Linked DNA regions of Mus musculus: region 2 is linked to region 1. The links are chromatin loops, found by intact Hi-C in ENCODE. Cell type or tissue: left cerebral cortex. All regions are shown on one strand. Each heading gives the region's core, and the rest is flanking DNA. Links, peaks and the distances in the headings are about the cores only.

The links. A loop is a pair of places that touch in the nucleus more often than their neighbours do. Peaks named below come from ENCODE experiments on the same cell type or tissue, not always from the same donor. Only the 100,000 strongest peaks of a DNase experiment are listed, where the experiment ranks them.
Region 2: a loop joins it to region 1, with 4 times the contacts of the local background. A loop is called at or near these places in 2 of 42 quality-filtered maps.

Annotation. Positions count from the first base shown.
Region 1 is chr17:73,877,229-73,889,101 of GRCm38, forward strand. It overlaps Xdh (xanthine dehydrogenase), which reads right to left. Exons shown (of 36, transcript NM_011723.3): 35 at 9,115-9,291; 36 at 6,667-7,255. The coding sequence ends at 7,205. Among named protein-coding and RNA genes, the nearest start is that of Xdh, 67 kb to the right of the region's middle. In left cerebral cortex, for the core only: a CTCF peak has its summit at 5,157 (motif pointing left); DNase peaks (open chromatin) are centred at 4,272, 4,573, 5,132, 6,319 and 1 more place.
Region 2 is chr17:73,824,897-73,836,769 of GRCm38, forward strand. Ehd3 (EH-domain containing 3) reads left to right here. Exons shown (of 6, transcript NM_020578.3): 4 at 2,254-2,666; 5 at 3,150-3,314; 6 at 5,022-7,197. The coding sequence ends at 5,549. Among named protein-coding and RNA genes, the nearest start is that of Ehd3, 26 kb to the left of the region's middle. In left cerebral cortex, for the core only: no CTCF peak of the experiment used is centred there; DNase peaks (open chromatin) are centred at 5,243, 5,854, 6,308, 6,730 and 1 more place; H3K27ac peaks cover 3,133 bases.

The sequences.
Region 1 (11,873 bases), core at 1,759-9,758:
ACTTTGTTATGTTTACCTCAGTCCTGTTGATGATGTTAAAACAACTTGGGAGCAAGTCAAATGTCAACACTGGGAGAGTTCATTCAATAAACTATGGTTCAATCTATACAAATGGAAAATTACATACCCATTAAAAATAACATCAAGGAAGCATATAAATAGGCACAGAAAGCTGGGGAGACATACTGCCAGGTTTTAAAGGCATCTCGCAAAACATCCAAGTGTGAACAGGTTTCCTCATTGAGAATCGACATTGCCGGACATCATCTTATTCATATGATAGGCTGTGGCTTTGTGTGATTCATGAACACTATGAAATGAAAGTTATCTACGGACAGTAAAAGTGTAAGGGAAGAGCACACACAAGGGTTATGAAGTGTTATGACAGCAATTCCCAGGCAGAACTGACCCCAGTATCCATTTAGCCGGTGGTTGCCCATGTCCCCTTCAGAAGGTCTTTCTCTGTTCAAGAGCTTGCAGGCTCATTGTTTGGAGGCATTGACTGGTTTGTATCTAGAGGACAGGTGGTGGCTTTCTTTGTGCTCCAGGGATTTATTTCTTGTCCCCTGCTCCTTTCCCAAAGAGCCATTCCTCATGCCTCAGCAGGTGTACTCCACCCATTCATAGCAGGCAGGTCAAAGGCTTCTCGGAGACATGTGGGCCCTAGTCCTCTGGATCTGGGCAAGTAGATTTACACAGTGTCACCAAAGTGGCTTTGCAAACGTTATTAAGGTGACTGGCCTTGAGCCTCTTGGGTCCAGTCACATGAGCACAGAACTTTGTCTCTCTGGGGTCAAGAAAGATTCAGCAGAAGTGGTCAGGGAAGCATAATTGAGGCTGTCTCCCATTGTTAGAGGGGCACAGGCAAAGCATGAGGATTCTGAAGGCTCCTAGCAGAAGACTGGCTTCCAGGCAGCTAGGACAAGGGTAGTAAAAGACATGCCCACAGTGACACACCTACTCCAACGAGGCCACACCTCCCTAGACCAAGCATATACAAACCATCACAGGAGGCCAACATCTATATAGCAAACTGGGCATGCCTTGCACATCTGAAACCTCAACTCCAAGTAGTATGTGGGGAACAGGAGGGATCACTGGGACTTGCTGGCTTCCAGCCTAGCTGTAAAAACACGAGCTCCAGATTCTGGGGGAGATGGCTGTCTCAACGGAAAAGATGCAGAGTGATGGAGTTGCATCCAATAGCCTTGTCATAGTAAGTGGTCCTGTATCATTGAAGCTATGCCAATGGGCTCCCCTGCCCTCATATTGCAGCTCGAATGTTGGTATTTGTTCCACCGCATCCTTCAGCCACATGCCCTGCCAGAGGCCCAAAGCAATAGCACTGCCCAGTCACAGACTTGAACCTCCGTAACTGTTAATTAGATAAACTGCCTCAGGTATTTTATCATAGTAACCTGAAGTTAATTGAAACGTGGAATATCATTTAGCATCGTTACAAAGGCTACTTTCATAAACATCCTGACTCCTCCAACCACAGGTGAGTATTTCTTCCTGGGACTTTTCCTGTCACTCAGCTCCAGAGAGTGTCCAGCCATTGCTGTAGTCTACCCGAGCTTACTATTGTTTCTGCGTAGGACATCACTCTCTTCCTGGGTTCTGTGATACTGGCTCGTCTTCATTTTCCTTTCAGAACACCACAGAATAGCTAGTGTACAGTTAGTGCTAAATTTTTGCTGGGAGGATGGCTCACTGCCTGGATGGATGGTTATTGTTTAATAAAATGAGTCGCTATGACAGTTAGAAACGGGAATGCGAACCTGAGGCTATTGCAGATGTGAGAAAGAATAGCTAACGTGATGGATACTGACATGATAGAATAGAAAGAAAAGGAAAAAAAAAGAACAGGAAGAAAAAAGAAAACTTCTGACTGTTCGAAAGGAGTCTAAAGGTGCTTGGAATTTTAGCACATATGTACCTGGTCCTAAGATGTAAATTTACAAATAAGACAAATATGGCTGCAAGTCGGAATAAAGGGTTATGGCACCAGATGGGCAAGGCTGATGGGCTCCTTGTCCAATCTCATTTGTTCTACTCAGCTGTGGGGAGCCGAGAGGCCGTCTTCCTCCCAGGGAAAGTCACCGGAACTGAGACACACGATCATCTTTCACTATCATGTATGACACGTGATCGTCCACCACTGTGTCCTATATGTCAGTGTGTAATGATAGAAGCTGGCCACACCTGGTCCGGGGCCCCGCAGTTATCCATGCTTGCCTGTTCCCCATCGCTCCACACCCCCTGATGCTCAATAGTATGTCTTTGGCAACTCTGAGAATTCTGCTGCCTACAAAGTAAGTTTGGCAGGTGGTGGTGGAGGTGACTGCTCTGGAGGTGGAACCCAAGGCCTTATGCATGCTAGGCATGTGCTCCACCATTGAGCTGTATCCCAGCTCTCCTGCCTTGGCCCCACCCCCACCCCTCCACCCCCACCCCCATCCCCATCCCTGACCTCATTCACTCCTCACAACAGCCAGGCAAGCCTGATGAGCTCATGGTACTATTTTACATGTGAATGGACTGAGATTTAGGTGAGCAAAATAAACTTGCCAGAGAAAAGGGAGCAGAAGGACAAGGGCTTGGGCAGGCTGTGGGTGTTTGTTTCTGACACCGGAGAGCTACCAGAGCTACCAGAGTCTCCTGTGTCACTGTGCCAGCCTATCCTGGGTGGAAAGCAAGAGAAAGAAGTGTCCACAGGGATGTACCCACCTAGGAGGGCAACTGAAAATATGCTACCTAGTCGGAACACAGGAACACACACACACACACACACACACACACACACACACACACACACACGCTGGTTCAACAACACTTAGTGATAATTCATGCATTAGGACCATTAGCCAAACAGGGAACCCAAGCACAGGCCACTCAGATTGTCCAAGAGACACTCCAGGACCCCAGACTGAAGGAGGAATATGTCAGAACGAAAACAATCCCAAGATGAGAACCCTTGGTCTTGCTCCTGTTCACGGAGCCCCCAGGCGAGGAAGGACTGCTACTTTTCCTCCATACTGAAAGGGAGATGGGAAGGGGAGAGGTCAAGCCATAAAAGAGTACCCAGTACATTCCCTGTGGCCACACTGGAGCCTGTGGCCTCGTACAGTGCTAGCTCCTTTTCCCATTGGGGTGACACTAAACCCTCCAGATGATCATCCTGAGTGGCCCCACCCTACCTGGTCTACTGGTCCCCTTGCTGTGCCAAACTGCAGGAGTGCTCCTGACCCTGGCCTTGTGCCTCTCACCGTCCTGAGGCCTCAAGTTGACTTGACCACACCTGCCCAAGTGGATCTCCAAATGCTCTTCACGAGTCTCCCTCCTTTTCTCCCTGGTTGGAAAGATCCCCCACCACCAGCGTCCCCACACACATAGACGTACATACACACCTACGAATGCTCTCCTCTCTTTGTCAAGGGCAATATACAGCCTTCTGGCTTCAAAGAAACCTCTGCAGAGCCTCTCAAATGTAATACTCGAGTGCTGTATCCCTTTCACGTCGACAATACGCTACAGGAGGCAAAACCAGTTCTCCACCACGCCCTCACACAGTTCCTCATGTGACAAGTTGGCACCTTGCTTTCGGAATGAGATAGTGTTCTTGCACTTAATGCTTTCCTCTCCACTTGCAAAGTAAGGAAGAGTTAGAATCTTGTTCCCAGAGCCCGGGCGTAGAGGCACAGCAATCAAACATTCCCGTTTATCACGGTGCTCAGCTTGGTCCTTCATCTCCTCTCCAAGCAGGGAAAACCAGGTTCTGGTCACCTCCCAGCTCTTAGAGTGAAGGCTACAGAAGAGAAGGCCCACCTAATTAGCAGACTCGTGGTTTTGTTGGAAAAGCAGGAACTCGGAGTTGAGAGGCTGTATCGTAAGCCTGGCTCTGCCATTAAATGGCTTTGGAGATCTAGACCCAGCTGGCTACCTCCACCCCCGCCCCCACTCCCACCTTGTGAACTCATATTCTATGGTCTCCATGTTCCTTCCAGCTTTAGGATGCTGAGTTAGTTGGTCTGGGGGATTGTAAGCAAGGCCTTGGAAGTTCAAGGGCAGAGATGACGTCAGAATCCCTTTGGGCAGAGGCTGTCACTTCCACTAGTGTCAATGGCTGCTTTGTTTCAGGTGACAGGAGAGTCATAGAGTCTGTCTTCCAACTTAGGGACATGCCCTTCTCTACCTCAGGATAGAGGAAAAAAACAAAAGCACAGCTTCCTGGGTCTGGGGCCATGAGGGCAATCTCAGGCCTCAGCCATTCAAGGAAGCTGCAAGATCCAAAACAGGCAGTGCTGGTCTTCCAAGTGCTCTGTCAGCTAAAGATAAAAATATCACGGGCTCGGGGATGTTCCCAGGCATAAATCAATCAGCCCGGACTATTTCTGTTCTTATCTTTTGCCCAGGGTTCCTCCTGAAGACCTCCATCCCGCCCTCTCCTCGCTGCACCCCAGCCACCTTACCCAGAGTGGGATGAGCATTCAAGGCTTCCCTTACCTCAAGTCACTCACTATCTTATCCACGCCAATATGGGAGTCCTTACCCCACGTGCAAGTGAGCAGGCAGGCATTCTGATGCCTTAGCTCCCATTATCCTGCACATCAGGGACCCTGGGCTTTTCTGATAATCAGATTGATCCCCTCCATGGTATGTCAGGTCTGTCAGCCTTTTAGGCAGAAGAGCTACCCCTGGTTCTGGTGGGCTTCTAGAAGGAAGCAGTCTTGACTAAGACCCCTCACTACTGGCACGGTGAGAGTAAGGCTTGTCACTCGTGTGCTTACAGGGATTAGAGTACCTGCCCCTTAGGGCCACTTGGAGGATTAAATGAGGCTCTGTAGATAAAGCATTAAATTTGGCACATGGCATGTTGCAGATGTTCAAAAAAAAAAAAACAAGAATTGCCTTCCCCTGCTAGCCTTCCATCTGGCTGTCACCCTCCCACGACTGACCCGTGTCTTGAAAAAGCTCCTTTGAGAAGATTTTTGTCAGCTTGTCAGGTTCAAACCCAGCTCCCGGGGAAGCCCGTGAGGATATCTGATCCACTCCCGGATCCTAAGTCAGTGTCCTAGTAATAACCACAGATGCCACACTGCCGGGCCATCTGGAGAAGCCTGCCTTATCCTCGGGCTTCTACCGCCCTCTAGAGGCTGTAGTGTCACATTGCTGTCAACGCTGGTTAGCCCTGGGAGAGACTGAGGGACCTCACTCCACAGACTTGAGGCACCATGTGGATTAAGGTAAGACAGAAGGAAAGGCAAGATATCTGAGGAAGTCAACACCTCAGAGTAGCATGGAGAGTTCTAGTCCACAAATTTCTGCGTGAGTTCCCCTGAACAGGGTTCCTGCGTCAACCTCAGCACACAAGGGAATTCCAGTCATTCACTGTTCACTCAGTAGAACCTCATTAACGAAGGGTACATCTCACAACCTTGCGGAAAATCATCTGAACCAGGTCTGTATAGCTCAGTGTAAATACCAGCTCGGTGTTTAAAGCATTGCCAACCTCTGCCATGTTGTAAGAACAGCATATCTAGACTACATTGAAAGGTGTTTGTAGGCGGGAGGTTGCTCCATTATAAAGTGCTTATGTTCACAAAGCCCCAGGTTTCATGCCAACATCCCATAAGTGGGACAAGGTGGCAGATGCCTGCAATCCTAGCAATTGGCAGGGGGACTGTAAGTTGAAGGTTATGTTCAGCTATATAATAAGTTTGAAGCTAGCCTGGGATCTTATCCCAAAAAGATAAGGGGGAGGGAAGGAGGAAAAAGAGAATGTGGCATGTGCATGCATGCATGCATGTGCACGTGCGCTCGTGCGTGTGTGTGCGTGTGTGTGTGTGTGTGTGTGTGTGTGTGTGTGCGCGTGTGCATGTGTATACACATGCACAAGCTCACTCATTTTAGAAATAATGACTAGCTATGGAAGATGCTAGCATTTGATGGGAGAACCTCTAAGCATCTCTCATATGGCAAACAGCTAACGGACACATTTATTAGGACATCAGACATGACCGTCTGCATCTGCATCGTTTCTGCCTGTGCTCCTCCCGTGGCCAGACATGAAGACTGTGTCTGGCAGGCTGGGGGCTTGAAAGGAAGCCGCTGACCCCATTACCTCGTCCATTCAGTACTGTGCTGTGCTGGAATCTCCTGCCTGGGCAGTGGGGGGGACGGGGGGGGGGGCTTATCTTTCCTGTTCTCTTTACCAACTGCGAGCAAATGGAAGAATCTACGCAGGGTTCATTCGGCCCAGACATTGCATAAGAGCAAAGGGGGCCAAGTCTTTGATCGCTGCAGCTCCCTTACGTAACAGGAGTTTTCGGGTCATGTATTTATAGACTTAGAGCAGGGGGAGATCCTAGTGATTATTGTGGTCTAAGTCTTTCATTTCCCAATAAAATGCATCAGAGGAAGAGAAGGCATTTGAACGGCACACATGTGAAGTCGAACTCGGGCTTTCCCCTCTGACTGATATTGACCTCAGTATCACAGTTTCTAGGAGAAAATTATTCTCAGGGAAGTCCTTAAACAGAATCTTATGTATACATAAATGGGAGGAGAGAAGAGACCCAGCGCGCTGTAGGCACTCAATGATTAGATTGGTTGGAGTTTTGCACCAGAGAATAATCTAACCTTAGTAGCTCAACAGACCTGGAATTAACCCCACATTCATTATCATGTTTTATTGTCTTCTATGATGTAAAGGCAGTTGGAGGTTTTAATCCCCCCCCCCCACACACACACACACACTATTCCACTGAAGACTATGAGTGTGCAGCTGCGGTTACAACACGGCCCTTGGTGGCTTGGCAGATATAAGCTCTCTGAAGAAAGCATGCAGATCTAGAGAAACGTTGGTTTCAGCGTCAGGAGGTGTGTGAGAATCTTAGTTACACAGGCCATGTGGCGAGTAGGGACATAATGCAAACCCTTGCTAACCTCATTTCAAATATGTGATCAAAAATGGACTCAGAATTACCCAGAATTACTCAAAACTGCCACTTGGGCCAGCAGCTCCCCGTTTGCTTATTGGTTTGTTTGCAACTCATGATTTGGATCACAATTGTCCATTTTCTTGAAAATGCCATCCTGCTGAGTCCCCATGGGATGTGTGGAAATCTGGATACTACGGTATGCACTTGACATTCCGAGGAATCAGGGCTGTAGTATAAAACCATACTGGGGAGCCTCCTTTTCAGATCCTCACGGACCAGGATTTACAGTTTTCTGGTGTTCCAGTGGCACACTAGGAAGAAATGAAAGAATTGTCATTGCCATGTTTCTTCTATGGTGTCCCTCCCACTCTATCACAGAGACACCACAACCAACACCATGCCAAGACCAAACCCCATTTTATAGTCTCAGCTAAGGACGACACCCCAGCACAGGACCCCTTAAGTTCCTAGTCCTTCCTTTATTTTTACTGAGCATGTCTGATGTAGCAGCCAGTCTGGTGGTCTCTTTATGCACGGCACTTGCTGTCCTTAGGAAGCACAACTGTCATGTGGAATCAGATGTTCACATGAGCCCACAGAGGAGCTTTGTAATCACCGGAGCGCTGCTACAGAGAAGAGAGTCTTTGATCTAGGTTGGAGGCATCCGTGGGCCTCTTTAAATGATTGAGTTTTGCATCCCATTCCTTGCAAAAAGCCTACTTCGCCACCTGCCCATAGGTACCACTCTTGTTAAAGATACAGGGCTCGGGTAACCAGGAGCAATGGTAACGTGTTGGGTTCTGGGTCCTGGGAATAAAGTAGCATAGCGTAAGACGTGCTCTCCAGTTCTCACCTCCGAGCTAAAGCTATCAGCAGGCACGATAATGGCCTGCCTGGGAATCTACCTGTCTCCTTCACTCTTAGAATAGAGGTCTGGGTGTCAGATTTTCCTGCCATGAGGACTCTCCTGTCCACACCTCATGCCTGTCATATTGGGGGCAACAAGTACTCACTTTACCTATAAACCTACAGGCTGTGAAATGTCAAAATCCACCCATCTGCCAATCCAACAGGGGCTTTGAGTATAATCAGAGCTCTCTGTGCATAGCTACTGTATCATACAATGTAGGCTAGGCTAGCGCTGAGATCCTGTGGGGGGGAAAGTGCTCCTAGCAAGTTCTCCTTTCACCTGGCATCGCCCATCTAAAGTAAAACCAAGGGGCTTCCCAAAGGGAAGGGTCCTGAAGACCATAGAATTCCTCTACTGAAGTTCTCAACCTATAGGTCATGGCCCCTTAGGAGGCTGCATATCAGATATCCTGCATATCAGATATCCTGCATATCAGATTATCCTGCACATCAGATTATCCTGCATATCAGATATCCTGCATATCAGATATCCTGCATATCAGATATCCTGCATATCAGATTATCCTGCACATCAGATTATCCTGCATATCAGATATCCTGCATATCAGATATCCTGCACATCAGATATCCTGCACATCAGATATCCTGCACATCAGATATCCTGCACATCAGATATTTACTTTACAGTCATTAACAGTAGCAAGATTACTGCTACTGTTCTGCTACTACGCGCCTCTCCAGGGTGGAAGTCAGTCACCACATAGTGTGGCCGTCTGCCCCCCCCCAAAAAAAAAAAACCCTGCAAAGTCCTTGAGCGTACCTATCTACGTGCCCCCGTATCAGGAGGGCAAATGGTAATGTTGAAAGAAACATCATTAACCAATCATATTATTTCCTTTCCCTTCCCTCTCCACAGCCCTCACACGGTGTTTTTAACAGGGGAGTCACCCAGGTGATAGTGATTAGCAGCAAAGACTGGGTGTTCTGCAGATCTTCCCGTTACCTGAAGCCAGCTGGAAAATGGTAACATTCCCAGGTCTCAAAGGTCTGTACGCACCTCATCCCTCCCACCGAGAAAGAAGTCCATGTACAAGCGGCAATTTCAAAGGGGGGGGTCACTATTCTCTTGCAAGTTCAACTCAGTGTCACACATGGCTCAGGGAAAGCGATCCTTGACCCCAAGGCCAGCGGGGTAAAACAGAGGCTGAGAGTTCTCCCCGCTGCAGCACCTTCCCCTCAAGTCTGCCAGCTGGCCCCTATCCATCCCAGGGTGGGGTGGGAATTTGTCCAAGTATCCTACCAGGGTGGTGAACTGATCCACACAAGCGTTTCGGATCTTCTCCGGAGTGGCGGGGCTGTCTAGCTGGAAGAGCTGTTTGGCGTTACTGTCTCCGTGCTGAGCTCGAGCTGCGCGGATGGCATCTTTGATGGCAAAGAAGATCGAAGAAGCCAGGAAAAGAGGTGGCTCGCCGACAGCCTGAAAGGACAGAATATAGAACAGAGAATCAACCAGACTTTAACATCATCACACTGACCCAGGAGGCCAGGCCATGAGCCCTGCACTGAGATACCAAGTGATGTCCGGGAACAACTGCACCCAGCTCTGATGCAACCACAGCGAACTGTCGAGCGCGCTCAACTAGTCAGGAAGAACGACGCTGCTACAGGATCCTTCTGCACACATTTATTCAGTCCTGTTTCTTCTTTCTCCATATATCTCCCTTGTTTATATCTCCCCTGTTTATATCTCCCCTGTTTTTATATCTCCCTTGTTTATATATCTCCCCCGAACCCTGGGCCTCTCACTCCTTTTATACTCTCTCTCATCCACGCACTGCAGGCCATGCCCCCTCGCCAGTCACGAGGCTTCAGCTAATCAGGGCAGCAGGGGCAAATCTCCACCAAATTGGATTCATCTGTATCCTGGTACACCTGCGCAGCACTCAAGATGTTTGTGTCTTATATGAGGAAGTCAGGTGCAAGTCATATGACTTAGCTGCAGTCCCTGGCGCCTTTGGGACTGCCGCCACACCCGCTCCCCACAATTCCCCCTTTTTTCTTTTTTGGCAGAGAGAATGTCTGTAGATAGCCCCCCGCAGCCATGCCCCTTACCCGTCCTTGGGTGACAAACAGCATTGGTTTGATCCCTGTCTTAGGTTGGTGACATGCCCAGGGAGTCTTATCACTGACTACCTCTCTATCATGCCAAGCCACACCTGGGGAGATTGTGTTTTGCTTGCGGCAGGTGCATCAAAAGGCCAGGATGTTAATTAACCTATGGCCAGATCTTAATTGCTGCAAGCAAGCCTCATGGGTGAAGGTAGAGGTCTGATCCCCAGTGTGCAAGCATAGGGGCCCTACACAAAACCATCCCTTAGGCTCATCACCCAGAGAGGTCTTGGCCAGCTCCCGTGTCGTTTTTCCTGGGGGAAGGGAACTAGGACACTGAACCTTCATGCAATCAGACGTGCCTTCCACAGGATGCCAACAGCAAGCTATCCTCTGTGCAGTGCTTAGCCTCGCACCCCACGGCATAACGCAGCATAATTTCTTTTAGAGCGGCAAACCGAATCTGAGGAGATTGTCCCGCCTCCACTGCAGCAAAAGCCTATGCTACCATAGCGAAAGTGCGGACCGCACACTCTGCACCTAACACATGTGCCAAACACAAAACACACACACACTATAACAAGCATACATCCCAGGGCTCTCATCCCCGCTCATCTTCCCTGAAGCAAGGGATAGATAGCCAGAGGGGCTATCTCTTTAAGGGGAATTCAGGGATCAAAAAGGCATGGGAAAATTTAAACGTCATGTCGAGCTGGTATCGGCTTCTGGAATACCGAAAGGATCTCTCATCTCGGCTCCATCCTTTGTGCTTGTGGGATCATCCACCACATCCACAGGGGCAACTGGATCAGGAGCCTCATTCTTGCAGCGTCTCATCAATCTCTCCGGCACCCAAAGAGGTTCTGTCTGGTCCTGTGGAAACACACAAACAGACCCTCTCGCCCACATCAACACCTGATCTACTCGATCCCCAGGGGGGATGGACACAATACCTCGTGGTGATGAGACCATAACCTCAATCACCTGTGTGTCCATCTGGGGAGTCAATATGAGAGTCAAGTTTTCATTAGCTTCCCCCCTGTTGGGCAATGATTTCTGTGCCCTTATGGCAATCTGATTTACCTGCTTAAACACCTGCACTGGATATCCTGACTGTTGTTGTGCAAATCGACCTTGATCAAGCAGCATATCTCTATCCCATGCAAATTCAGCTTGATCAGTGAAAATAGGACATCCCAGCAAGGAGAATCTATCCTCTTTCCAGACCTCCGGACAGAAGGTCTGCCCATAGATGGCTGACGAGGAGGCATAGGGAGGGGGAGCAAAAGCTAATTCGCCTTCCTCCTCTGCCTCAACTCTTTTATTTTGTCCTTTCTGTCCACCTGATAACACTGTGTCTCCTTTCTTTTTCCTTTTTCTTTTTAAGCCCTTTTCCTCTTCCGACATACTTTCTTGTTGCTCTGTAAGGATTTTCTGACCTGTCTTGACTGCCTCTACACACAGTTTCAAACAGTAACAGAGTCCATATATCAGAACAAGCAAGACCAAAACTATCAGACCTACCCACAAAGGGTCAACGGGAGAAAAAAGCATAACTACACAGCGAGGATCTATTGATCACTACACTGAGGTTATCATAGTTCCTTAACTTGTCCCCAAACCGGGAACCTTAACTTGTCCCAAAGCCAGGAACCTTTCGTTACCTTGTGCCTGCTTCCTGGCAACTTAATGCTTACCTCTATTTTATCCAAGGTCCTTCCCAAACTCCTGGGTTACTTTGTGCCTACTTCCTGGCAACTTTATGCTCACCTCTATTTTATCCGAGGTCCTTCCCAAACTCCTGGGGTCACAAGTTTCACTCACCGTGAACTTACCCTGCCGGCAACCACTGACTGCTGAAAGTTCTGAACTCGGTGGGGGAGTCGGTTCCCCGTACGGGCCACCAATTGTCACGCCCGCTCTCGACCAGCAAGAACGACGCGACCACCA
Region 2 (11,873 bases), core at 1,265-9,264, 53 kb before region 1:
TCTCTCTCTTTGGGTCTTATCTCCATGTTTCTGCACTCTCGGTCCTCACACCTCTGGCCCTGGAAGCAGAGAAATGTAAACCAAGAAAGGAAGTTTAAAAGAATCATCCATACCAGATGCAGAAACCAAGGATGAGCAAGGGGATTCAATTTTCTAGCATATCAAGTTAATAAACTAAGCAGAAACCACAGGGAACCTACCCAGGCCAGTGATCCTGTGGAGACACAGACGTGTTGAGTAAGCTCCATCCTGTGGGAACACACTGAGGAGTTCTTTAGGAAGGGGCTGGGCAATTGGGCAAGGTCATAAGTAAGTGGTGTCAGCCATTCGTCTTAGATTTGATCTCCACAACCCTGTGGTCAAAGCGTTGGTGGGTCCGAATTTAGAAACTGGAAAACTAATGGTCCAGAAGTGACCTGTTCAGGGCTTCATGGATGTAAAAGGCAGAACAGGACTCTATGTCAACTGTGTGCAGCATATGCTGATGGGGTGCCTGCCCTGTGTGCCCTTGGTATCGGAGAGATGGAGAAGCATAAAGCAGGTTTGTTCAGGTTGGCTGTGGGGAGAGTTCCTTAATTACATGAGGATAATGGGTACCCATTGTTAGGGAGATTTAGCTCAGTTTGTAAAGTGTTTGTCATACAAACATGAGGTCCTCAATTTGAGTCCCACAACCCATATAATAAAAAGCTAGACTTAGAAGCACTTGTGTCCCCTTATACTTATAATTCTGGCACTGAGGAAGCTGAGACAGGTAGATGCCTACAGCTTTCTGGGCAACCATCATAGTTCCAGGGATAACCTCTCCCTCTGTGGTTGGCTTTTCACCACTGTAACAAGCATCTAAGGCTAATAACCTAAAAAAAGGAACGGCCAGGTCTGTCTCATGGTCCATGGTCTCCTGGTTTCACTGTTTCTGTGCTTTGGTAAGAATGGAACATCAAGGTATTGGAGCATGGCAGAGCAACACTGCTAACCCTTTAGGGCCAGAAAGCAGGAAAAGAAGAGCTTGGAATTAAAGTCTGGGTCTCTTACCCACCTCAGTGACCCATTCCTCCACATAGCTCCTGTCTCCCAATAATGCCCTTAGTATTACGAATCCACCAAGGAGTTAATCCAGTAGTTATCTCAGAGCCCTCATGATCCATTCACTTCCCAAAAGCCCACCAGTTGACAGTCAAGCCCCCAGGATGAGTCTTTTGGAGACCACGGCATAATCAAACCAGGATAATTTCTCCTTCTCCCAGACCCGCAGTTGCTTAGAACTGAGCAGAATGGGAATTCCTAGAGTTCCTGGAACCAGCTGGATTTGAAGTAGCTTAGTACTGGATAACCAGGTGCCAGAGGCCCGGTCACATCCTCAGGAAGGACTCTCATACAGAATCGGAGTTGGGAATTTGGGTGGGGCTGCAGCAGTTGAGGAAGGAAGTGATCTTGTGAACTATAGGAGAATAAATCACTTGAATCCGTACCAAGAACTCAAGACTTCTTCCCAACCAGAAATGGGCATGGTCTGAACATGCATCCGTAGCCTGTATCTTCTGTTTTTTTTTGGCTTGTGCCTTGTGAAGAATTTCTAAATCTATTCCAATTCAAAACAAGTGTCCAAGCGGGTCATGACAAGACACACCAGGAACCTCAGCACTCTGGAGACTAAGGCAGGAGGATCTCAAGTTCAAGGCTAAATTTGCCCTATTGAGAAAGTTCAAGGCCAACGTGGGATACTGCAAGACAGTAGGAGCCAATCTCAAAATATCAGCATGAAAATACTGTCCAGAGTTCTTTTCCCATCAGGATCCCTGACCCCTAACTTTAATAAATAAGATAAATGGATTGTGGCCACCCTTTATGGGAATAGCAATGCTCATAATAGAGCCCAGCAATTCCTGAGCATCTCCATCATTCTACAAGCCAAATACTTCCTAATGGTCATTTTATAGATGGAAAGTGGTAAGGAGCCCTGGGGATCTAACTCAGTGGAAGAACAATTGGATACCATGCATGAGGCCCTGTGTTTGATTCCTATGACTGCAAACACACACACACATGCACATGCACACAGACACATACACATACACACACAAAGAGAGAGAGAGACCACAGTAATTTGCTCAAGGTCCAACAGTCAAATGGGAGGAGCCAGCATGTGAACCCAGAGACAGTTTCCAAGACTGTGTGTGTTATCTTACATTGGACCCTTCACTCTACTTCCATGCCCCAAAGCTCCTCTCACTGACTGTCACTCCACCACAGGGTATGATTTTGCTGCGGTCCTCGAATGGTTTGCTGAGCGGGTGGACCGAATTATCCTACTCTTCGACGCCCACAAGCTGGACATCTCCGATGAGTTCTCAGAAGTCATCAAGGCTCTCAAGAACCATGAGGACAAGATGCGCGTAGTGTTGAACAAAGCTGACCAGATCGAGACCCAGCAGCTGATGCGAGTATACGGAGCCCTCATGTGGTCCCTGGGGAAGATCGTGAACACCCCCGAGGTGATCCGGGTCTACATTGGCTCCTTCTGGTCCCACCCACTCCTCATTCCCGACAACCGGAAGCTCTTTGAAGCTGAAGAGCAAGACTTGTTCAGAGACATTCAGAGTCTACCCCGTAATGCTGCTCTTCGAAAGCTCAACGATCTCATCAAGAGAGCCCGGCTGGCCAAGGTAAGGCTGCCGCCAAGTAAGTACACCGTGAACAGGTTCGAAAGTAGAGCTCAATTGCCAGAACTGAGGTCCTTTCGGTAGGAGAGTGTGGGTGGTTATGGTTGCTGGCTCTGAATTAGATGGCCAGGTTGGAGCTTGGCTCCATGTCCACCTCAGTGATTCCTGGGAGGGCTAAGGTTTGATAGTTTCTGTGTTGTTTTCTACATTCACAAAATGAATGGGCTGGTGGAAGAGGAAGAGGAACAGAACATGAAAACCCTCGTCACCGTGCCAGACACCTTAGTGTTCAGAAGCTGCCACTGTCGGTGTCTACGACAGCAGTGCTCTCACCCCCTCCGCTGTGACCTTCCCTCTCCATAGTCTCACCGTACTAGCACGTGACTGTGAGGAACGAAAGAAGTAGTTTCAGAAGCAGGGTCAGGAGGAAGGGCTGGAAGGGCCAGTTCAGGCTCCTCCTGAGGTTGTCCTCTTCCTCTTTGTCAGGTCCACGCCTACATCATCAGCTCCTTGAAGAAGGAGATGCCCTCAGTGTTTGGGAAGGACACCAAAAAGAAAGAACTGGTGAACAACCTGGCTGAGATCTATGGCCGGATTGAGCGAGAACACCAGATCTCCCCTGGAGACTTCCCCAACCTGAAGAGGATGCAGGTAATGAGGGTCAGGGTCCCTACGGTTGGGAGACGGCATCTTACTAGCTGGCTGCCAGAAAATGAAGGAGCTCACAGAGCTCCTGGGAGAAGCCAGAGTCATAAGTCACAATCACTCACAGCAAATGCCATAGCAAAGGCTGGAGAGAAACAGCCCAGTTGTCCCCAAAGGCACAGAGCTGTGTTTGATGACACTGAAGACCTTACCTAGTGAAGGCCACATGTTCAACATATCCCAGAATTCCCTGGGAACAGCCTGTGGCCCACAGCATGTTTTTGGGTATGTTGCAAGCCCTTGAACCTAAGGCTACCACTTGGGATTGTGTGTTTGGGGGCGGGGGATGTGGTCTTCTCCAAAGTCATTCTCAGAGAGAGCATTTTCACCTGCCTTTTGTCAGCTGAGGTCCTTAGTATTTTTGCAGCAAAGCATTCACATAAGCATCACATAGAAAAGCCCGGAACCCAAGCAAGAAGCCGCCATGCCATTAGAAGCTAGATACATGCAGAGCTTTCCTGGCATCCATAAACAGGGCCTTCAACGGTTCTTGTACACAACTGCTGAGAACCCAGTGAAATATCTTTCCTGCAAGGCCCTTAACCTAGAGTCTTGCTCTGCTCCCCACAGAATCCTCTTTGGCCCAGCCATTGAGAGGAGGCAAGAAGCTTCCTGCCAGCACTTGCCTCTGAATTGTAGCTGTAAATAGCCTTTAAATCTTCGTCAGTGCCCATCCATGTTTAGTGGCCTTCTTCCCCACATAATGAGATTGCTGTGGCCAGACCAGGGCAGCAGTGGGCATCTATGGTCTTCTAGAACAGTTGTTCTCAACCTGTGGGTCACGACCCCTTTGCAATTTCACAGAGGTTGCCCAAGGCCATTAGAAAACAGGTATTTACCTTATGATTCATAACAGTAGCAAAATTATAGTTTTGAATAGAAACAAAAATAATTTTATGATGGGGGGATCAGCACAACATGAGGAAATGTATTAAAGGTTCATTAGGAAGGTTGAGAACCACTGTTCTAGAAGCAAGGAGAGTTGGATGTTCTAGGTTGAGGGTCTTTTGAGACTGCAAAGATTTTCAAACTAGAGCATCTTTCTTTTTTGATGTAGGTGGGTGGACATGTGAAGGCAAAAGAGACAGCTTTCATATAGTCTACATACATGCCTGTGCCTAGGTCAGTCTTTTGATATCCAGGAAATTCCTGGTTGAGAACTATAAGGTTAGGAACGACCTTTGGCTTTTGTTACGGTTTTAGTTGCCTTGGTTTCCCACCCCGGTCACTCTGGCCCTCTCACTAACTGTGACTAGTGTATGACTTCCCAACCTCTAAGAGCACCAAGAACAGTAGTTAGGGAGCAAGACTCCATCCCAGAGGACTACTGCCTTCAAGGTTCACCAATTAACAGCCAAAACTAACTTTGGAAGAAACGTCTGAGTTCCAGTTTGTAACAATATTTAAAGAGATGACAATAAACAAAACCAACACTAGTTTTCTTTGTTCCCCAGCTCCAGCTCTTATTCTGTTCCTTCATAAAAGACCTATCCTTAGCCCATCAGGTCCTTGCTCCCGTCCCCTCACACAGCCCGTTGCTTTCACTAGAAAGATAATTGGGCAAGGATTCTATCGTTAATAGGAGGCACCTTCCGTGATATGAGCATCTCCTTCCACTGTATTCTACTTCATCCTTTTCCTTTCTCTTCTCAGGACCAGCTGCAGGCCCAGGACTTCAGCAAATTCCAGCCACTGAAGAGCAAGCTGCTGGAAGTGGTTGATGATATGCTGGCTCATGACATTGCCCAGCTCATGGTGCTGGTGCGCCAGGAAGAGACCCAACGGCCTGTCCAGATGGTGAAGGGCGGAGCATTTGAGGGAACCTTACAAGGCCCCTTCGGGCACGGCTATGGAGAGGGAGCTGGGGAGGGCATCGATGATGCCGAGTGGGTGGTGGCGCGGGACAAGCCTATGTATGATGAGATCTTCTACACCTTATCCCCAGTGGATGGCAAGATCACAGGTGCCAACGCCAAGAAGGAGATGGTGCGCTCCAAGTTGCCCAACAGCGTGCTGGGCAAGATCTGGAAGCTAGCCGACATTGACAAGGATGGCATGTTGGATGACGAGGAGTTTGCCCTGGCCAACCACCTTATCAAAGTCAAGCTAGAGGGGCATGAGCTGCCCAGTGAGCTACCTGCCCACCTCCTCCCTCCATCTAAGAGGAAAGTATCAGAATGAGAGAGCCAGGTAACCTCAGACAGACAGTATCAAAAGAGAGGATAGACATGTAGACCACACACACACACACACACACACACACACACACACACACACACAACTTGACAGTCACACTATAAATGAGAAGGGTTCACCTTTGTCTGAGCACCTCTCCAAGTTCCCAGGGTTGGTAGAAGGGCAGCTTTCCCTCCTCTGTCTTAGGATATAGGCCTGTGTCCAAACATTCCCTCCATCTTCCATTCCCCCACAGACATGAGGCAGTTAACACAGATGGCCCACCCACTCTACCCCCAGTGCCTCCACATCTAGGCTCCGAGCAGATGGAAAAGGCTTTTTCATGGAATAGAAAATTTGCTTTATTTTCTATGCTTTTATTTTTTTTCCCTCTGGGGCTTCCTAAGTAGAAATTGACTCAGGGCCTGGGAGCTGTGAGGGAAAGGAGAAGCTGAAAGAGGAGGACCAATCTGAGAAACCTCCATAGGGCACTGCACCCCACACTTGAAAAGACACTGGCCTATGTTCTCTGTGTTTTTCTCAACCCAAGACTCTCTGTCTTCCTCAGTAAACATGGACCTTGAATTCTGCCTGCCACTTTGGGTCAAAGACTCACAAACAGGAAAAGAAAAAAGAAAAATTTGGTAGGAAAGCACAAGGAAGATACCCTGTGGTCTTCTTCAACAGGACATTGGATTGGTGGTTCATGGGTTTGTCCCCCACCCCCAGCGTGGTATCTCTGGATACTCAGTTTCTTTATACATACCAAGCCATTCCTGTGTGGCAAGAGCAGGGTTAGGCACTTTCTATGTATTAGTCCCTGTGGCCTTCATGAATGCCCTAGGCAAGTTTGCTTCCCTCCTGTTACTGCATTTTTCAGGTGAAGAGCCAAAGACTCAGAGTAGTTTAGGGTACCTTCCCAAACTCCGGGAAGTCCCAAGAAGAGAAGATTCAAATCCAGAACTTGAGACACCCCTCTGTCCCAGTTCTGTGATGGATGAAAGATCCCAGTGTTGCTACGTGGTGACAAAGCACAGGACAGTCTGAACACACAGCCCCTCACACAGCCTTCCAAAGCATCCAGGCAAGGGAGGGAGGGAGGTTCACCAGCCTTTGATGGGCCAACAATCTGACCATCTGTCACCTTGTAGAAGCAAACTGTGCCTTCTGGCCTGCGCCTCGTGTTCACAACATCACAGAAGACCAGCCAAGCCATCAGGAGAGTGGGCTGGACTGCTAGATGTTGTCTGTGCCTATTCCTGCTCAGCCTCCCGTTCATTAGCCTAAAGCATCCCAGCTCAAATTCAGCCCCAGGCTTTTACAAAGCAGGACTTCATGCTAATTCACAGAAGGCCATCTTGAAAGGACTGGGACCTTGTTCTCTAGAGTTCCAAGGACTCTGGTGTCCTTGGCAAAATTTCCATCATTCTCAGTGCCCTCTATCTCCTCTGTGGTCTCCCCCTGGCTTGCCCTATGCCCACTGTTGCAGTAGCTCTCTGCTACACTCCTACTGTGATGGAAAACAAAGCAAGTATAACTTATTTTGTATCTATGTTCAGACTATATCGACTGTTCTGTGTATCTTCAATGTGCTTATAACTGCAGTGTGTTTGTCATTAGGATTCATGTTAATACAACATATTTACCCTTTGGTACTCTTTTGGTGACTGAGCATCATTGCATAGCACTAGATTCTAACATGGCATGCCTAGTTACATGGCAACTTTGGAAGACAGTGGCTCATCTACTCAAAGGTCATGAACGCACCACCTTCTACTGGACTGGTGATCTTATCTAGCTTACATGAAGCTACAATGGCCACTGTTTGCTGCTCTTCTGGAGTGGAGATGTTCACTTCATCAAACTTAGATTTCTCTTGAGTCGATAGTAAAGGAAGACTAAGACAGAGAGGTCTGAATTCAGAAAACGCCACCAAAGTAACCCAGCAGAGAACCCATTCCCCTATACCTTATGTTGAGCCAGAGGTAAAATAAAATAGTAGATCAAGTCTGCTTTAGCTCATAAGAAAGGGAGATATGTGTGTGCCTCATGCCACAGTGTATGATGATCATGCCACATGTCCACCCTTCTCTATCTCCTTGTCTCCCCACCTTGTCTTCAAGACCACCCAGAAGGATCTAGAAGGTATAAGAATTCCACATTTATTCTCCTGCTATCTGGAAGGATGAGGTTATGCTTGGGTCTCCTCTCGTGTGTGTGTGTGTGTGTGTGTGTGTGTGTGTGTGTGTGTGTGTGTGTGTGTGTTTGTGTGTGTGTGTTTGGGGGCTGGGGGGGTGAAAGCTGTGATTTATTCTAGTGTGGGTAGTACTACTCTGGCTCCAGCTGTCATGGCTTGCTGACCCCTTGCAGGACCTGAGGACTTGCAGTGATCCCCTGCCTCAACCAAGGAGACCTCTCACATGGTAAGCCAAGACACATGGTGCCCATTGCATTTACAAAATCCTCTACTGTTCCTTTCTCCCACATGATCAGCCTTGACCATGAAGATTGTCAATGAAGTAGAAACATCCCAGAACCCTGACCCAGTGAAGCTTACTTCTTTACCAAAGAGTTAAATCCTGACCAAAATATATTGATGTACACATGCATCTAGGTGAACTGCTCACCACAGCAGGGTGCGGCCATCTGTTTGCAGACTCATGTTTCTCTGAGTCATCCTCACTCCCATTTGGCTCCCTCTGTTCTAAGAACTAGGATGTGAGAATTTGTCCATCAAGATCCCTCTGGAGGAGAATAAGCTTGTTCATTCTCCCTGTGGGATGCCAACTGACCTCTGCACACATTCAAACTATTCTGTAATCTGACCATCCATGTGCCATCTTTCACTTAAGAGATCTTAAGCATTTCCCACAGAAAGACTCTTAGGGAAACCATGGAGATTTGCTCTTTGAACCGTTCAGAAATACTTAATAAAGTCTACTCTAGTTTTAGATTAATCAAACCAGCTTCCTAGCATATCAGGAAGCTCACATCCTGGTGGAGGAGTGAGGTATTTATAAAACACTGATAAGACAAAGAGGGAGTGCTGGGGGCAGATACAGGTAACATAAGGACTCAAAGGAGTTAGAAGTGCCTTCAAGGCAGAATGAAAGTAGAAGTCACAGAAAACATCCAGAGAGGGTGGACACCTGAGGAGTATAGGGAATTGGGCAACCGCATTGGTCCCTGGACTTACCCAGGGGCACGTGTATCATTGAAAAGAGAAACTACAATTCCCAGGTTTCCTTGCGGTCAGGTTCAGGAGATGATTTTAGGTCCTGCTCATGCAGTAATCTAATGGAATCCAGGAGCACTGTCCTTCCTTGGAAATGATTACCAAGAAAGCAGAAAAAACTCCAGAGCCAGCCTCTTGAGCCTCTCCTTCCCTCCTAAATGCAAGAATGATAGACAGAATTTTTATACAAACTTAGATGCTGTTTCCAGCCCAGCAAATCATACCAGACTTAGAAAGACTGCAAAGCATGATTAGAATTTTGCCTTTGGGAACTGTGTTAGCATTTTTTTTCCCATAAGACAATGTAAGTGAAAAATTTTTCAGTATCTTCAGCACATGGAAGAAAACATGGCCATGGAGGAGTGTGAGCCATCCCAGCGGAGCAACAAGGGTGCACCCTCCTAATCGAACATCACCCTTCCCCTTTAAAGGTTGGTGGGCTGTGTGAGGGCTTTGGCTAGTGAGATGAGAATGTGAGCAGGCTGTCCCTGACTTAGAGAAGCAAGTGTGCATGTTACATCACTGTGTCCTTGTAACTTGTCACTAATGCCTGTTGAACAGGATCCATTGTAAATCTACAACTTCTCCCATCTTACACACACATACACACACACACACACAAACTATACTTACAGTATGAAACTGGTAGAGTATAAGTGTTGAAAACTGGACACTTGTCTGCTAAGAGCTACACAGGAACAAACACATAAGTTGAAAAATAAGAAAAACTAAAATTCCAAGGCTTCCTTGCAGCCAGATTCCAGAAATGGTCTTCAGTCCTACATACCAGTTATACTTATGAGAAATTGCTTAAATAGATCACTGGAGGTGAACCTTGTATCCATAACATTGACTTTCTGGCTTTGCAGATTCATAACCATGATGAAGTGAGCTGGAGGTTTTTGTAAGGTTAAATGGCCTAGTGGCCAACATGCTAGTAGAAATGAAAAAACATGGAAGCTCACCAACCACTTTATGTTTGCCTACCTAACCCTGGGAGACCTTGTAGGCAGTGTGGGTGGGATGATGATGATGATGATGATGATAATGATGATGATGATGATGGTGATGATGATGTATCTGTGTGTATGTGTGTGTGTATCTGTGTGTCTTTGTATGTGTGTGTCTGTGTACATAGTACATATGTGTCTATGTATATGTCTGTCTGTGTATGTTTGTGAGTGTGTATGTGTGTGTGTGTGTGTGTGTGTGTGTGTGAGAGAGAGAGAGAGAGAGAGAGAGAGAGAGAGAGAGAGAGAGAGAGAGAGATTGGATCAACGGAGGATACTCTGAAGTGGTACTTCTCAGATAAGTCAGAATGGCCAAGCTTTCCAAAGAGAATGGCACAGGAATTTTCAAAGCAGTAATCCTTCTCAGAGGATTGGGAGGATGGTTCAATGGCTAAAGTGCTTGCTACACAACCATGACGACCTAAGTTTGGATCCCAAAACCCATGTAAAAAATGAGAGTGCAGTAGTGTGCACCCATGACCCAGTGGTGGGAGGCTAAGGGACAAACAAGTAGCTCACTAGCCCATCAATCTAGCTAACTGGTAAATTCTAGGTTCAGTGAGAGAATTTGTCTCAGATGAGGCAGAGAGGAACTAAGGAAAGCACCTGATGTTGGCCTCTGGCTTCCACACACACATGTGCACCCTCACACACACACACACACATAGACACACACACACAACGTGAACACATAATAGTTCTTTCCTAAGAATTGACTGAGATTGAGTAAACTTAGGATACTCAATACTGTAAAATAAGACTTGTTAGAAACAGAGGTTTTATTTATTTCCCTTAGGATTCATGAGACACCAGGCCCCTTCCCCTAAGCTAGAAAGTATCAATGAAGCTCCATGGTAACAGCCACAACTGGAAGATGAATCATAAACATAGCTGCATAGGAGGAGGTTGGAGAAAGCAGGTGTTGGGATATCAGGTGACCTAAGTTTCAGCAGTGGACCAGCCATGTGGCCCTCTGTGCCTCCATTCATTGTTCCTTTAAGAAGAGGTTACGTAGGCCTTTCGAAGCCATCATGAGGATGCAGAAAGCTCACCACTAATATCAACTCTCTACATGGGTTAGTTTTATTGGCATTTACTAGAAGGGACAGGCATCAGAGAACAGAAAATAATTCTGTCTATGGCAAAGAAGAAAGCCAGCCAACCCCAAGAAAGGCGTGGAGGGGGAACAAGAGTTGGGGAGAGGATGGACCGTTGTGTCCAGGTATTGATACCTGAAAAGTGTTTAAGAACCTGTACACTACATGGGTAGCACCTGTGTCCTCTTGATCCCACTGTCACTCAGGAAAACACAGCCACTATGATCTGGTACTGACTGGGCTGTGGACATTGCATGGGTTGGCAGGAGTAGTGGCTTCAGTGCAGACCACTTGAGAACTTCGGAGGTCACAGCAGAGCCTCCAATGCTGAGATCAGGGCTCCAATGGCAAGCCTCTGCCTTCATAAAAGCACCTAGGTTTCTGTTTTCATGTCTGTTTTGAAGACGTTTCTACAACCTTGCTTAACACAATAAGCTGTAAAGCCAGTCATAATGGCACACACCTCACCAATGAACAAATAACCAAACCTGTTGGCCTCATGAGAATGCTAGTAAAGTCTGACTTTGGTCTAAGTGTCCTTATTCATAAGGACACTCCCTTTCCTTACCCCCTTCTACTGCCCATGGTATCCCAGCATGCACCAGTCCTCCACCATCTGGACCTCTTGTCCCTGACTAGGTCAGTAACCCAGGCCTGTTTTCCATGTCTGCTCCATTCCCGAGTGAAAGGTATTGCCATGAGCCTGCTGGCTGACTTGGGTAACCAGGAGACTGCAGGTGACTCCTTAAGGACAGTAATTGCTGCCATGACTCTGGACCCTTAAGAGCCAGGGGTAAAAGGCCTCTGTCCATCTGGCAGAGGAGTTGAGAGATGCAGCCACTTAGGAACTCCCCTCCCAGAGCAGCACTTGCATGCAGAATTCCCTTTAGGTCTTCACCTAGTTGCTAAATGCTTCCTCAGCTGTTTTTGGCTGGAGGAAGCCATTCCTCTCACTCCATAAGAGTCTTGAGCAATGTGTTATGGAGTG